Linked DNA regions of Homo sapiens: region 1 is linked to region 2. Evidence: chromatin contacts called from ENCODE Hi-C or POLR2A ChIA-PET data. All regions are on one chromosome and are shown on one strand. The core of a region is the stretch at or near the end of the contact, and the rest is flanking DNA. Distances in the headings are between cores, read along the strand shown. Region 1 overlaps CAMK2B (calcium/calmodulin dependent protein kinase II beta). Region 2 overlaps CAMK2B (calcium/calmodulin dependent protein kinase II beta).

What was found. Hi-C counts contacts between places; a loop is a spot of excess contacts on that map. ChIA-PET counts read pairs that join two places held with the same protein, here RNA polymerase II (POLR2A). Pooled maps may share reads with other maps.
Region 1: a loop to region 2 is called in a map with no recorded cell type, with 6 times the contacts of the local background. The contact joins two enhancer-like sites. A Hi-C loop is called at or near these places in 4 of 168 maps with a recorded cell type or tissue (endothelial cell of hepatic sinusoid, gastrocnemius medialis, heart left ventricle and 1 more), 2 of 37 single-sample maps with no recorded cell type and 11 of 50 pooled maps. POLR2A ChIA-PET finds 5 or more read pairs at or near these places in 2 of 52 experiments (K562 and Panc1).

The regions. Positions count from the first base shown.
Region 1 is chr7:44,276,499-44,283,823 of GRCh38, reverse strand. The region is part of intron 2 of CAMK2B (calcium/calmodulin dependent protein kinase II beta); the gene reads left to right. Among named protein-coding and RNA genes, the nearest start is that of CAMK2B, 45 kb to the left of the region's middle. RefSeq lists an enhancer at 1-520. Within about 2 kb of position 5,768, at least 3 of the 41 ENCODE cell types and tissues checked have a DNase peak (open chromatin) inside an H3K27ac peak, as active enhancers do.
Region 2 is chr7:44,235,374-44,242,645 of GRCh38, reverse strand. It overlaps CAMK2B (calcium/calmodulin dependent protein kinase II beta), which reads left to right. Exons shown (of 24, transcript NM_001220.5): 9 at 1-86; 10 at 306-428; 11 at 863-946; 12 at 1,897-1,939; 13 at 2,983-3,057. Among named protein-coding and RNA genes, the nearest start is that of YKT6, 38 kb to the right of the region's middle. RefSeq lists enhancers at 1,220-1,319, 1,340-1,409, 1,570-1,769, 6,037-6,920. Within about 2 kb of position 1,250, at least 2 of the 41 ENCODE cell types and tissues checked have a DNase peak (open chromatin) inside an H3K27ac peak, as active enhancers do.

The DNA of each region.
Region 1 (7,325 bases), core at 4,519-7,018, 37 kb before region 2:
CTTTCACCTCCCCATCCCGTGTATGGGGGTCTCTGCCCCCAGAGCTGGAGGGGAAGAGGTTCAAGGTGGCCAGGCCGCCATGGTGGTTGGGTGGTGTCATCTGCCCTGAGAGCCGTGGGCCAGATGAGAGCTCAGTGACAAAGTTTCAGGTGACCGGGCAGTGCTGCGGTTGGCCATCTGCCTTCTGACAGCAGAGTCCTGGCGTCATGGCCTACTGGGAGGTGACCTGGCAGTTTCCTAACTAACAGAGCCCAAGTCTTCTACATAGTGGCAGGGCACTCCGCCTGTCCTGGGAGGGCTTCTCAGACGTGCAGGGTGTGTGCGAGGAAGGGCCTTGAGTGGTGCTGGCCCCAAGTGGCCCTCAGCATGTGGATATGCCCCATCACGGGCCTCCAGAGCCCTGCTGGCAATGATCAGCTCTGGGCACTGCAGGCAGTGATGGAGCAGACAGGCTCCTGCCCTCACGGGGTCTCCCTGCCCTCACGGGGTCTCCCTGCCCTTGTGGGGTCTCCCTGTCCTTGTGCTGTCCTTGTCCTGTGGGGCAGGTCGAGGACAAACAAAACCCAAAATCAGCACACAGCAAATCTGATGATGATGGGCAGAGGCCTCCCGGGGCAGCTGCTGTGGTTGGAGCACAGATCTGAGGAGGTGGTGGGGAGGGACTATGGCAGGGGTCCTGCTGGAGCCCCAAGGTGGGGTGTGCCAGAGCGCCAGGTGGGGCTGTGGAGGTGGGTGCAGGAAGGGTGGGCTGCCTCACTGAGGTGGCAGCCCCATGTCACTGCCCCGTATGGTGGGGTTCCATGGAGGAGGGGCTGGCCGGATGATGCCCTGGTAGAGGGAGCCAAGCGAAGCCCCTGTCTGCCTCTCTGAGCCCCTCCCCTCCCAGGGCACCACCAGCAGCCTTGATTAGCATCCAGGCACAAATCTGAGCTAATTGGGAGCTGGAGAGGCCCTGACCCATCTGGCCAGGCTGCCAGATGCTGAGGGCCTAATGTGGGCAGAGACGGGCCTCCTCTGGGTTGGTGGGAGAGCTGCCTACTGTCTGTGGCCTGCAGTTTACAGTGATCCAGCCACCTGTGGGGGCGGGCCTGTGCCATTTGTGGAGCGATGTGTCGGCGTTGTTTGAGCGACTGCTGTGTATTAGGCCATCAGTGTTTCCCCTTCTTGGGAGCATTCCCTGACACCAGGCTGTGGGGAGGTCCTTTAGGCTGCAGTGGGACCTGCTCCTGTCCCAGCCCTTGTCTGCCTCCTCGTCACTGAGCCACGAAGGGGCTTGGCGGTGCCCAGGGCTGGGTCAGTCCCCATGTGTGTGTCCCAGCCCACGAGGGGCCATGGGAGGGTGACACTGCAGAGGGTTCAGCAGGGACACTGAGGAGTGGGCTGGGGCAGCTCCAGAGGCATGCGCTCCCAACCATTCTCCACACATTGCGGGGGCCTGGGTGTCCCTTCTGCCCTGTGACTGCACAGCTGGAAGTGGGCCGCCTGCTGGTCAGCTCTTTTGGCCCCCTGGGGCCCAGCCCGTGGTGGGGTGGGTGGGCCAGGCTGTGTTCCAGGACCTAGGGCAGTCAGCTTGTTTTTTCTTGATCAAGACAGAGAACTGGTCATAAGTGGGCGGTGCTCAGTTGTGCCTGTGGCCAGTTCCTGTGGGTCTCTGGGTGACATCCCTGAGGCCTGGACACTCCCTGCCTGTCACAGGGTGCCATGGAGAGGAGGTCTATGTGTGCGTGAGCGTACCTGTGCATGTTCACACACGTGTCTACGTGCACATGCATGTGTAGGTGCATGTGTGGAGCATGGTAGAGCCTCTGGAATGGGACTGTCTGGCCCTCCGGCAGTTAGGCTGGGACCAGCCCAGGATGAGCTGGGAGAATGAGAGGTCCTTCTGGTTCCTGCTTGGGAAGATGCTTCAGGTTCCCAAGGGGCCTGGAGTGAGGCAGGTGGGGGTCCTGGAGGTGGCCCCTGGCCGGGAGAGCAGTGGGCAGAGCTGAAGGCCACTTGCTCCAAGGGTCAGCTTCGATGAGCTCTGGGGTGTTTGGACAAGCAGGTGGGAGGAGGAGGGAGTGGCCTCTGTAACCAGGATTTCAGTCCAGACTCAGGAGGGATGTCCAGTAAGGCTCCAGAGACTGAGCCGTGTGGTTGAGAGCCTGAGTGTGTCATTATGGGTGTGACCAAGGGTGATTGGGGTGCTGGGGGGCAGATGTCGCCGGGAGCAGAGGGCAGGAAGCTGCTGATGCCGAGAGGCCTGGCCAGGGTCCTGGGGTGTCTGCTGAGTGCACAGACCCTGAGTGGGCTGCCATACCGGGACCACAGGATCCGAGCTGCCTCTGCTGTCCTGCAAAGCTGTGCCGCTGGGAGTCGTGGGTCAGTGTGGTCATCTGCGGTGGCCAGATTTTCTCCGTGACCACCCAGGGACTGCTGCTGGCTTGAGCCCAGGCACGGGGATGATCAAGTGTGGGCCACAGCCTGCTGTCCTCCTGGCCCCAGGGAGCAGCTCATATGTCCCGTGGCTGCCCCATCATGGATGAAGACCCACAAGTGTCTGGTGGCCCCGCTGGACCCTGAGTCCTGGCACTGCCCAGTGCAGCCTTTCTCTAGCAGGCTTGAAACTGAGACCTGAAGAGATGCCAGGCCCAGCTCAGGTCCCACGGCCACCCTGCGATGACAGCAGTCATGTTAAAGCCAGCGCCTCCCGCGTGGTTGCTGTGTGCACGGCTTGGTGAGCCCAGGAGGCTTCTGTGTTCCCTGACGTTCTGTGGCTGGCACTGGTGGAGGCACTAGAGTGAAATGTTCTGGGGGTGGGGGGAGTATCACCCAGCACAAAGGTGGGGTCCCTAAGCCAGGAAGAGCAGGAACCTCAAACACTTCATGTTGGAGCCTTCCAGGCACCCCCTTCCCCTCATCCCTCTCCTGGTTTTATGCTCATCCCTGCCTCGTTTCTCTGTTGTTTTGCCACATGGGCGTTTCACCTGCTTGTGTCTGAGCCTGAAAGTGGAGTTGCGCTGCCGCTGTGACCTGTCTTGTGCTCGGGTGATGTTCTGGGGTGTGTCTGTGGGATGGATCCCTTCCCACTGCTGTGTGATGTTCTGTTGAACGAAGGCTGCTACTTTTCTGGCTGTAGCTAATTCCTGATGACGTTGGCAGAGCCACTGAGACCCCACACTCAGGAGAAGCTCCGTGACATGTGTCAGTGAATTGAGTTTGGCAAAAATGTTGCTTGCTGGTCAACTTGGTGTTTTAAAAGCCTGTGCAAATTTATTAGCTTAGGAAACCAGAATCCATAGCTGGCTGTCTCCCTCCTGCTTTTCCATCTGTCCGTGAAGGTCAGCAGCCACCCCCACCCACCTCGGGCCCTTCCTTATCAGGGGCCTCCAAAGCCTTGTCCACCTAGACCCACAGCTCTGACATGCACTTCCCAGGGCCATACGTGTGAGGTAGCACCACCTCGTGCCCTGTGGCCTGGTGACATATGTGTGTAGTGTGGCCCCTCTCTCCACAGATTGAGACCCGTGGGGCCTTCCCTCCCTCCTGGATACCAGGCCCACACCTGTGGGCCCATGCAGGGCAGCACAGTGCTGCCAGCCTCTCCTTTGGGATCACTTTGTCTCTGCCTGCTTCTCCTCGGCCAGGGACCATGGGGCATGTCAGACCCAGGGCTTCCTGGCCCCTCTGCACATTCTGTCTCGTTCCTCAATTGTGCGAGACCTCGGGAGGAGGAGAGAGGAACCCCTTTAGACACACCCTAGACATAGACTCTCACTCATGTAACAGGTTTACACGGAGGACACAGAGATGAGCAGATACACCCTGAAACCAGCAGCTACGACGCTGTGTGCTGGGTGGGGCCTGGGAGAGGCAGTCCTGAGGCAGTCCTAAAAGTGGAGTTGCGCTGCCACTGACCTGTCTTGTGCTCGTTCACTCCAAAAGTTGTGTTGCATGGGCGTTGAGGGATGAGTAGGAGTTTGTTAGGGTCAAGCAGAAAACTACCCGAGTATGTTTTTGTGGAATTACATAGCTCCTCTAAATTAACCTCACAACCCCTATTTATATTCTCAAAGTGCTCTATGAGTCAGAAGGATTTAGGGTAGTGGGAATCTGAGTGAGAGGATGGCTGCGCCCTGGAGACCCTGCTGACCACACAAGCTGCAGAGCTGAGCTGCTTTGTGTTGCCCTGTGGCTCATCACAGGCCTTGCTCCCAGGTGCTTGTGCCTCTCAAGCTGTATGCCTAGCCTGTTTACTCATTCGATGCAAGCTGGGTAGGGTGGTGGGAGGAAGGGGTAGCCAGCCAGGGGGCTGCCTGGCATTCTCAGCAGCCAGCTCCCTGCTGTGACCTTCCCGCAGGATGCCTCTCTGGGCAGGGGCAGGGATACCCAGCCGTGTGTGGCTCCAGAGGGCAGGCCGACCCCTTTCTGCTTTGCCTCGAGTTGTACACAGGCCCTCCGCCCAGGGCTGCACAGCCTCACCCTGCCATTTTCTTGGGCATTTTTTTCCTATTTAACTTTTTATGGTGGAAAATTTCAAACACTCCCAAATACAGAGAAAATGATAGAACGAACCCAGCTTCAACAGTTATCAATTCTTAGCCAGTCTTGTTCCATCTGGGCCCCAGACCCTGGGATGTTTACCATTCAGTGCATAAATATCTCAGCATGCATCCCTAGCAGAAAAGGGTTCCAAAAACAGCCACAGGAGCTTTATCATTCTGAAAAATGGACAGTAATTCCTTGATACCATCTCATATGCAGCCTGTGTTTGTGTTTCTAATGATTCAGAGGTTTCCTCAGAATTGAACCTTTGGGTCACACGGCCCTGCACAATTGGGTTGTCTGCCCTTGGTGCTTGAGTCCTGCTCCTGGGTAGCATCCCTGAGGTGTGCAGTTCACACCCCGGGGGCCCCGCTGTAGCCACACAGCATAGATCACAGTGGAGCCTCAGAACTCTTGATGAGGGAGCTGGCCCTACCACCCCGGCTTTGAGGGAACCTCATCCCCTTGGAGTTGAAATCTGGGTCTCCAGAAAATGACCCAGACAGAGCTGGCCTTGCCCAGATGCTGTGGGTGTTGCTTTGGTGTCCCCTCTCCTGCCCCCAGCCTGCCTCTTGGGGTGGGCGGTGACAGCGCTGGACGGTCTGCTGAGACCGTAGAGGAAGGATGCTTGGCACTTCCTCCTGGCCCTCTTCTGCAGGCAGAATCCTGCACTCACCACCCATCTCAGTCTGGGTGCTCTGTCCTGTGGCCTCTGCTGCCCTGGGCTGCCTCCCCCATGCGGGGACCTGAGGTTCCCCAACCCTCCCAGGCCCTTTGGGCTTTCCTAGCTGAGGAGGAATGGGGGAGGTGAGGGATGGGGTCTTGGATGGAGCCCCAGAGCTTCACTGTGGGACACGCACCTCCAGGTGAATGTCCTGCTTCAACCCTGACTGCCCAGCTGTCTGACCGTGGCCAGGTTACTCAGTCATCCTAGACCTCAGTTTCCCCAGCTGTAAAGTATCTACCTCACAGGGATGTTGCAAAGCTCTGAGACCATCCCTCTCCACATCGCTGCCTCCCTTCCTGGCCAGACCCTCTGCGTCCTGCTGCGGAGGACCCCTCGTGAATACCCAGTAGCTTTCTGGTGTCGTCTGGCCCACCCAACCTGCAGGCCCCAGGGCCCCCTCCTCCATGAAGCTGTCCTGGATCGTCCCACGGGCAGCCTGCCACCCTGCCTGGAACTCCCCAGGCCCCATGGCAGGCGCCCCTGGCTGTTTCTCAACTGACCATGTGCTCCTTGAGGGCAGATGCAGCTGGTTCATCTGATGGCCTCCTGGCTCCCAGCCCAGAGCCTGTGAAAACGTGGGAGAGCATAACACCCTTCCTAACCAGGGGCTGGGCCCAGGCTCTGCCTGGGTGTCTGGCTCTCTCCTTCCCATCGTGGTGGGGCAGGGGCTTCCCCAAAATGGCCTTCCCCACTGCTATTCAGGGAGGTAGAGGATGGAGAGGGGACCCAGAGAGCAATGGCCTTCCCCCCTGCTATTCAGGGAGGTGGGGGATGGAGAGGGGACCCAGAGAGCAATGGCCTTCCCCCCTGCTATTCAGGGAGGTGGGGGATGGGGAGGGGACCCAGAGAGCAAGGGTTGGTGGGGGAGAAGGATTCTGGGCCCTTGGGCCTTGTGGGGGAGGCTCCAGCAGCCTCCCCGGCTGCATTTCACCCCTGATTTGGGTCTAGCGCCAGTGGAGGGGCCTCGCTCACTCCTTGAGAGTCACTAGGAGTGCTGTGTCCCCACACTCACTCATGTCCGGGCCCGAGCAGGGCGGCCTTGGTCCTTCAAGGCTCCTGGTGATGAGAAGCGGCTGGTAGCATGCAGCTCCAGGAAGGAGGATGCCACTCCAGAAACACTCAGGCCCCCACTTACCGAAATACTCGGCCACGCGGACACTGCAGAACTGCACCAGCTGGTGCCAAAGCTGTAACAGTTCGATTTTTTAATATTTAATACTTAATTAAATGGAGGATTGTGAGACATTCAAAGTTGGTGAATGTACTGAATAATGAGAGATTATTAAACTACTGTTAACAAAAGCAGTTAGAGGAAATTAATTGACGGGGGTAAAGAGATCATTAGGCACACAAGTCTTAAAACATGTCTTGTTGTTATCTACCCCCTACCCCAACCCCCCGCCCGCTTGCCCAGCCCCTGCTGCTCATTGTCCACAATGAACGGCTGTTCTTTTGGGGACAGTTTTGTTGTGCCTTGTTGGACGCCCTGTGTAGAGGGAAGCGTGCGTAGGAAGCAGTGCAGCGGGGTGACCCTGGTTAGCGGCCCATGCTGTGGAGAGCCTGGTGCAGGGTCCGTGCCCTGGAATGGCCCTTCAGCTCAGGGTGGAGCTCCTGGCATCATCGACGCTGTCTCATGTCCTCCCACCCTCTGAGCTGAGCGTGGGCTCCCCTTTCACATGGGGGGAAAGCTGAGTCCCGAAGAAGCTGAGAGGTGGACGGGGTCCCCTAGCTGGTGGTTAGCAGAGCCGGGATGTGGAGGACTCTAGATTTCACCCAGCTGAGGCAGGCCGAGGGTTCGGCCAGCGTGGGGCTCCCAGGTGGGGCTGACCTCACAAGTGGGGCTCACCTCCCAGGCCCGAGGCTCACCCCACAGAGAGATCAGTATCACCACTGTCCTCTTCCTGCCTGCAGGCCCATGCGCAGCTCACCCCAGCTCCCTTTCTGGGGCACCTGGTCTCCCCAGGGACCCTTCTGTCTTGGGGGGACACTCCCTGCCCAAAGGCATGATGGACAGGGACCATCTTGAGGTCTCTGATCATTGGGGCTGGGGCTGAGCCCGCACCCCAGGGAAGCC
Region 2 (7,272 bases), core at 1-2,500:
TGTACATCCTGCTCGTGGGCTACCCACCCTTCTGGGACGAGGACCAGCACAAGCTGTACCAGCAGATCAAGGCTGGTGCCTATGACGTGAGTGCACCAGCCCCTCTCTGATGAGCTCCCTTCCTCCAGGTGTGGCCGGGTGAGGGCAGCGTGGGAAGAGGCTAGGAGTGGGGTGAAGCCACCTGTGGCCAGGTCCTGGGTCCTGCTCTCCCAGATTCGTGGCTGGAGATGAAGCCCCTTGGAGAATTCTTGCCCCTGCCTGAGAGGGAGCTTCAGGCCCGGCCGGGGCGCTGTTTCCTTCTGCAGTTCCCGTCCCCTGAGTGGGACACCGTCACTCCTGAAGCCAAAAACCTCATCAACCAGATGCTGACCATCAACCCTGCCAAGCGCATCACAGCCCATGAGGCCCTGAAGCACCCGTGGGTCTGCGTGAGTCGCCCTTGGTGCCCATGGTGGGGAGGGGGCTCCTGGTGGAGATGGCCTCAGACCACTCCCCTGGCAAGGACCCCAAGAGGGTCCTGTTCCTGACATCCAAGAGCTCCCTTGGGTCCCCTGGGTGCTCCTTGTGGCCTCTGGCTTGGGACATACCAGCACGTTTGTGAGGCCTGGGGCTTGGAAGGCATTAGAGGGTAGAGGTGATCCCTTCCTCCCAACTGCAGTCCTGTCTGTGAGGGGCAGAGTGGACGAGGCAAGGGAGAGACGAGTCTTGAAGTCCCAGGCGGGTGGGGACAGACAACCCTTGCCGCAATGGTGGCCGGTGGCTCTTGGCAAGTGGGGACCCCAGGGTGCCACAAGCCTTGCCACCCTGGCCTCTCCCCTGTGCCTCGGGCTCGGCTGCCATATGACCACCCATTTCCCCACAGCAACGCTCCACGGTAGCATCCATGATGCACAGACAGGAGACTGTGGAGTGTCTGAAAAAGTTCAATGCCAGGAGAAAGCTCAAGGTGAGGCCCTGGCCCCTAGTCCCAGGCACGGCCATGCTTCTCTGTGTCCCTCTGGGCTGGAGCAGGGGGGCCTTGGGGGGTCTGGGCAGACCTAGGGGTTACTGCTGCCCCCAAGACTGACTGTTAGCAAGTCCCAGACTGGATGCATCAGGTGAACTCAGGCCAGCTTGGGAATGAGTCCAGAGGGGCCCTGGGCCAGGTGTGGCTCCTCCTAGTTGTCTGTGCCACCTCCTAGCAGCCCTTGGAGGAGCTGTCCTGAAGCGCTCGCTGTGGGCTCCTCACCCGGGCTCTGCAGGCAGCACTCACCCTCTGGCAGTCACACTGTTTAGTACAAGCAAGTCCGAAGCTTCCGGCTCAGACAGGTTTGGTAAGGAGAGCAGAGCCACACACACTGGTCTTGGGTGGGCTGGGGGAGTTCTGGGAGGGAGGTGGGTCCCAGTAGGGTATCCAACCTGCCTGCTTTGGTCAGGGCTGGCTCCGGTGACCGCACACTGGCAGTCCCTCTACTTGTGGGTTCCGGGATGGGGACTTGTTGCCTGACTGCCCTCTGCTGGTCTCTGAGCAGTTCTCCCCGGAAGCCCCAGGACTGTTGCCCTGTCTGAGCCTGTCAGGAAAAGAAGGGGCTGTCAGGGAGCTGGACCCCAGAGGAGCTGCCGTGGTGACCAGCTGTTCTGGTGACCCCTGAGGCTTGAGGGGTCTTGAAGCAGCTAGAAGCTGTAGTTGGTCAACAGGTTTAGGCCCAGGGTGTGTGTAGTTCTGGAAATAGGTGATCTGTCTCAGTGCGGCTGCTGGCTTCCTGGAGCTCTTGCCTCTCTGGAAGGCTGAGGTCATGTCAGCCTCATGACAATGAGGCTGAGCATCTGGGCAGGAGGACAGGGGTCTTATCCTGGCCAGAAGCCAGCAGGGAACACTGATGGGATAGCCCCGGTTTTATCTGTGTCTCTCCCCAGGGAGCCATCCTCACCACCATGCTGGCCACACGGAATTTCTCAGGTGAGCCTTTCTTCTCCAGGGAGACAGGCGCTGCCCCCTCCCTGCTGGCCCACGCAGGAGAGCGCCTCCTTCCTCACCAGCCTCTCCACTCCTCCTCTGCGGCAGGCCTGCCCTCGGCGTCTGCCCTCAGCTCTGAGACCCACTGCCCACCTGGCCCCGCTGGGCTCCCACCTTGGGTGATACCACAGGGTCCAGCCCCCCGAGGCCATCACCTTCGTGCTGGGTCTGTGTCCCTCCACCCCCTGAACACGAGCGTCTGTGCTGCCCCACTGGGGCTCACAGCATCGTGTGTGTCTGTCCAGGCGTTTGTCGGGCATCTATGTGGCCTCCTTGTCATTTTGAGTGCTCTGAACATTGTGTTTTGTGCGGGAGGTGGGCAGAAGGGATGCGGGGTGATGCGGGAGGCTCGGGGGCCTCCTTCCAAGTTCTGGATGAGCTGCAGCCTCCTGTCCCGGCTGCTCAGGGTGGGTGGTTGGGAAGCAAGTTCTCTTGGCAGGGGGGTGGGGTCTGTTATAGACCCCTGAGGCCCAGGGCGCTGGCAGACCCATCGGGCATGATGTTAGCCCCGGAGTGGAGCCGGCAGCCCAGGTCTGGACAAGCTGTACCTGTGGCTTCTCCGTCGTCCGACACTCCGTGTGCGAGCGTCTGTGATCCGTCTCTCTCGTTGTCCGTTTGCATCTGGTGCCCCCCACCCGCCATCCTGTTACTTTTGCTGTGATGCTGTAATGCCGGGAACGCGTGCACACGGTCACACCAACACTAATAGGACTGTCCTGTCTGCTGTGTGCTCACCACACCCTTTGGGCATGAGAAGCCCCCACTGGGGTTTTCTAAGGAGAAAGGAGGCAAATGCTTTTCCGTGTCAATCAGTCCAATCTTGTTTTCACTCTCTTGAGCAAAGGATTCTGGAACCATCTGTCACCTAAACTTTAACTCTAATCTTCTTCTGCTTCCTTTGTCTCTTTTCTTCCCTTACCTCGCCCACCCCTCGTCTGTGTCCGCCCACCCCTCCCTTCCCCTCGTCTCTAACCCGGTGCTAACAGTGGGCAGACAGACCACCGCTCCGGCCACAATGTCCACCGCGGCCTCCGGCACCACCATGGGGCTGGTGGAACAAGGTAGATGTGTCTCGACCAGCGTCCCGCCCGCTCCCGCCCGTCCCTCCTGCCAGCATGCAGCCCCCTGCTGCACGCAGCCGCTGGCCGGGCTCCAGAGCCGCCCCAGAGGCCGCCAGGCCCCCGGGAGCCCCTGCTCCCGTGTGGTCACATCCCAGCAGAGCCCACCACAAGGGCAGGGAGGCAGCCCCCAAGGCTCCTCGCCTGTAAGAGGAGGGGCTGGGCTAGGTGGCCCCTGGGCTACACCAAGCCCTTCTGGTCCTGGCCCCCGAGGTCTGGGGGTCCGGAGACCCCCATTAAGAATGGCCTGGGCCCACAGGGAGCCACTGGGCCTGCTGCTGGGGGGTCTGAATCCTGAAAGGAGAGCCTTGAGGAGCAGAGCCAGAGAGGCAGAGGCCCTTGGGGCAGACACACACCCTGCCCCTCTGGGGCCGCATGGAGACGGTGGTCTGTGCTGCTGAGTCCTACACATGCATGTCTGCCCTGAGCATCCCCCCAGGACAAGCCGCTCTGGAGTGGGTGAGGGTTTTATGCACCCTGAGGAGACTTTCAAGGCTTCCTCTTGGGTTGTTTCTGCAAAGTCCTCCTCCCCTGGCCTCAAACCCTGTGAGGGAAAAGGCCGGCACTGGCCACCTGCTCCTCTGGGCTGTGCGGGGCCAGAGCCAGAGGCCCAAGTTGGCTTCTGCCCACCTGCTGGCTTGTGACCATGGGCAGACCCCATGAGGGCTAGGCGACCCCAAGACCTCCTTGCAGCTCCAGCCTGAGCTGAAGGCTGGTGAGAGCTTAGGGCAGGCCAAGCTGACAACGCCTGGCCACAGAACACAGAGGGCTACAGGGGTGACCCCAGATCCTCCCTGGGCTGAGCTGCTGAGTTCCCTGTCGGTGCCTCCAACGTGGGCTGGGGACCCGGCAGAGGTTCCAGGGTGCTGGAGACTGCCTTCCCCAGGCCTCCTCATGACCCACAGGGTGAGCAGCCTGGCCTTCCCAGCCAGAGAACCCTCCTTCTGGGGAGGCCCAGGGCGTCCTCGGGGAGGGCAGTCTATTCTCCTCCCATGAGCCCAGTGGACGTGTCTAGCAGGCAGCACCCCGGGAGAGCCCTCCCACGTCTTCTCCATTTGACAGGCCTTTCCAGAGCGCAGGCGGGAGGGGGCTGTGATTAGAAAAGAGTGAGGCTAGTGGCTTCTGGGGAGGCACTGCTGCCCAGGGGACAGTGCTGAGAGACAGCTGCCTCTACGCTGCCCTGTGCCCGGGGCTCCCGCTGCAATGCCCGCCTGTCTGCAAGTGAACGTGGGGCGACGGTGCATGAGGCCCTGCATGTGTGGCTCCACCCTGGGCGCCGAGAGCAGCTCTGTCCTGGAGGGTGGTCAGTGCATGTGGACAGAGCCCAGCATGGCTGTCCTGGGTGACCAGCTAAGGGGACAAGGCAGAGGCAGGGCTGAGAGGACCACCCATCCTGCTAGGTCAGCCCAGCTCAGCCATATCACACGGCAGTGAGCATGGAGCTCAGTTCTCTGCCAATGGCAGCTGAGTCTAGTACCATCCAGTCAGAGTCTGGTACCAGCCCATGTGGCATAGCCCCCTCGGCCCGCAGAGAGACCCCGTCTGTCGAGTGTGCTTCAGTTTGGCCTCTGTGGTCTCTCCTGCATTGATCAGGTGTAAGGGCATAGGAGACCCAGTGTCCGGCCAGCTGCAGGGTGGCAGCAGTTGCCCCGGCCTGGAGACCCGGGAATGGGCAGTGCCTTCCCAGGATGGAGGGCAGAGGGTCTCTCCTTGTCCCACAGAGGCCTGCAGAACCCCCAACCCAGGTGTCTGAGATGCCTGTGACTGCTCCGCCTACCCTGGGCTCCTGCGGCACCTAACGCATGCTTTGAACTTGAGACACAGAAAGGAAGTTCCCGTGCCCTTGAATGCTAGTGTAGATGGGCATCGACAGGACTCTGGCCACGGTGAATCTGGAGTTAGTCCCAGGCAGAGATGTGAAATGAGCAGCCCCCCAAAAAATGGTTGGCCGGGAGCCATGCACTCAGGAGGGCCGGGCCCATGCACCCCACACTGCGCCCAAGGCGTGCACAAGCGATTGTTTTAAAAGCGGGTTCACAAGGAAGGATGTTTGGGAACTGACTGAGACAACAGGGACGTCTGCTGCAGGGCTTCCCAGAGCTCTGATGGCAGCGTCGGCCTGAGTCCTTCGAGGAGGGCTGGTTTGTACGTGGCATTTGCTGCCCACTGGACTGTGAACTTCTGTCTTTTTATTTCCCACTGCTGCTGTGGTACATCTCCAGTAGCATAGTTTGGAAATGCAGGTTTTGATAGACTCAAGGATCTAAATAGAACCCTCTTAGTACCAAGGACTGTCCGGGGTCTCTGCCAGCCCCGCCGATGGGCCTAACTGTGGTGCCTCCTTTCCTGTGAGAATCTTCTGAGGACATGCCCGGGGAAAGAGCTCAGTTCTGCTGCTGCCTAGGGTGCCATGCTGGCCCCGGTTCCAATGCAGAGCCTGGCTGGAAGTACCGCTGGGTTGGCGGAGGCTACGTGCCTGACTGTCCCCTCGGGGGTGGGGTGGAACTAGCCTTCTGAAACCGCCTGCTTCAGTTGGCCACAGCTTTTTGAAATGTGTGTTTCTGGAAGGGACTGGGTCCCTTCCTTGCCTGTTCAGCTCCCCACGACAAATGTCCTCAAGGCGAGGCTGGATGCTTCCTTCCTCAGGCTCCTAGGAGGAGCCCGTCCCCCAGCTGTGTCGGGCAGCTGGTCACCAGCAAGGACAGGATCCCTCAGCTGCAGCCTCAGGCTGGCTGGCACTGGGCGGGTGTTTCTGGGATGAGTTGTGTGTACTGGAGATGGGAGGGGAGCTGAGAGGGTGGGATGCACAGACAGGAGAGGGGACTGTGGGGGTCCTGGAACCCTGAGTTCCAAGTCTTCAGGACTCTCCCTCCATAGCAAGTTACAGGGAAGCAGATTTGAGCCACAGGGAAGCAGATTTGAGCTGCAGCGAGGGGGAGGGTTTTCAGTCTGTGCTATAGGGAAGTGGGCAGTCGGCATTTCTGGTCCTGGGAACTCACTGGGCAGGGCTGCCTTGGGACATCAGGGAGGTGGCGCTGTGCTCAGCTTCACCAGGAGGGGCCTTAGGCCTGGGGACGGAGAGTGATGCCTGAGGCCCCTCTACTTCTCCATGGATCCTGGGAGGGACTCCTGGGCTGGATACAAAATTGTTGAGAGTTAAGAGATCTGTGAGGAAGGGGAGGCTGGGAATAGAAAGTGTGTGCCCACTGCACATGGGGTCCGCAGGGCCACGTGCAGCCACTGCGCAGGCACAACCCCAGTCCCCACAGAGCCCAGGAGGGGCCAGAGCCATGGAGGAGGCAGCACTGGGCATTTGGACAGGGAGGGGGTGGTCAGCAGGCAGCAGGCCCAGGCCTGTCTATGCCCTGCGGGGTGCAGCCTCCTGATCTCCACGGCAACCTGGAGCACCCAGCGTCAGAACCACCGGGAGGGCTTATGGAACAGATGTCCAGCCCTGCAGAAGTTCTGGCTCAGGAGGGCGGGGTGGGCCTGGGAATTTGCATTTCTGACTGTACAGGGCGATTCTGCTGCTGCTGCTGCTGCTGGGGTTGGGGGAGGATCCCATTTGAGAAGCGCTGCAGTCCTAGGTTGAAACGTGCCTGTCTGTCCCCACCCAGGCCTGCATGGGCAGCACGGGATCCCCAGGCAGGAGGACCCAATTTCATGGCCTGGCCAGCCAGGGTCCTGGAGCCAGGCGGTGGGGGAGGGATGGGGGATTGCTGTGCCACCTTCCTTCCCGGCTTGGCCCGGGGGCAAGCATCCTCACACTTCCCATGTCGTCATCCCCTTGGCTCCAGCCTGGCTGCCTCTCTAACCCTGCTGTACCGGCTGGCCGCATGGCCCTGGCTCTTTTTGGTGAGCGTGGTCCAGGACTGGTGACCTGTGAGTCCTGGGCCCGCAGTCTTGCGCCCCTGCCCGAACCAACACAAATCTTGTTTTCTCTCTCTCTCTTCCTTCCTCACTCCCTCCCCTTCTCACCTTTCCTTTTCTGTAAGGTAAGCTGACTTCCTCTTTTGGTTTTTTATTTATTTTTATTTTTTAGTTCTGTAATTAAAATCCTAACAGCCATGGAGGGTGTGGGCACCGGGGGCTGGGGCCAGGCCCCTCTGACCTCTGAGGGGGAATGCTGGGTGAGGCAGGGGCCCCGCTGCTGGGACC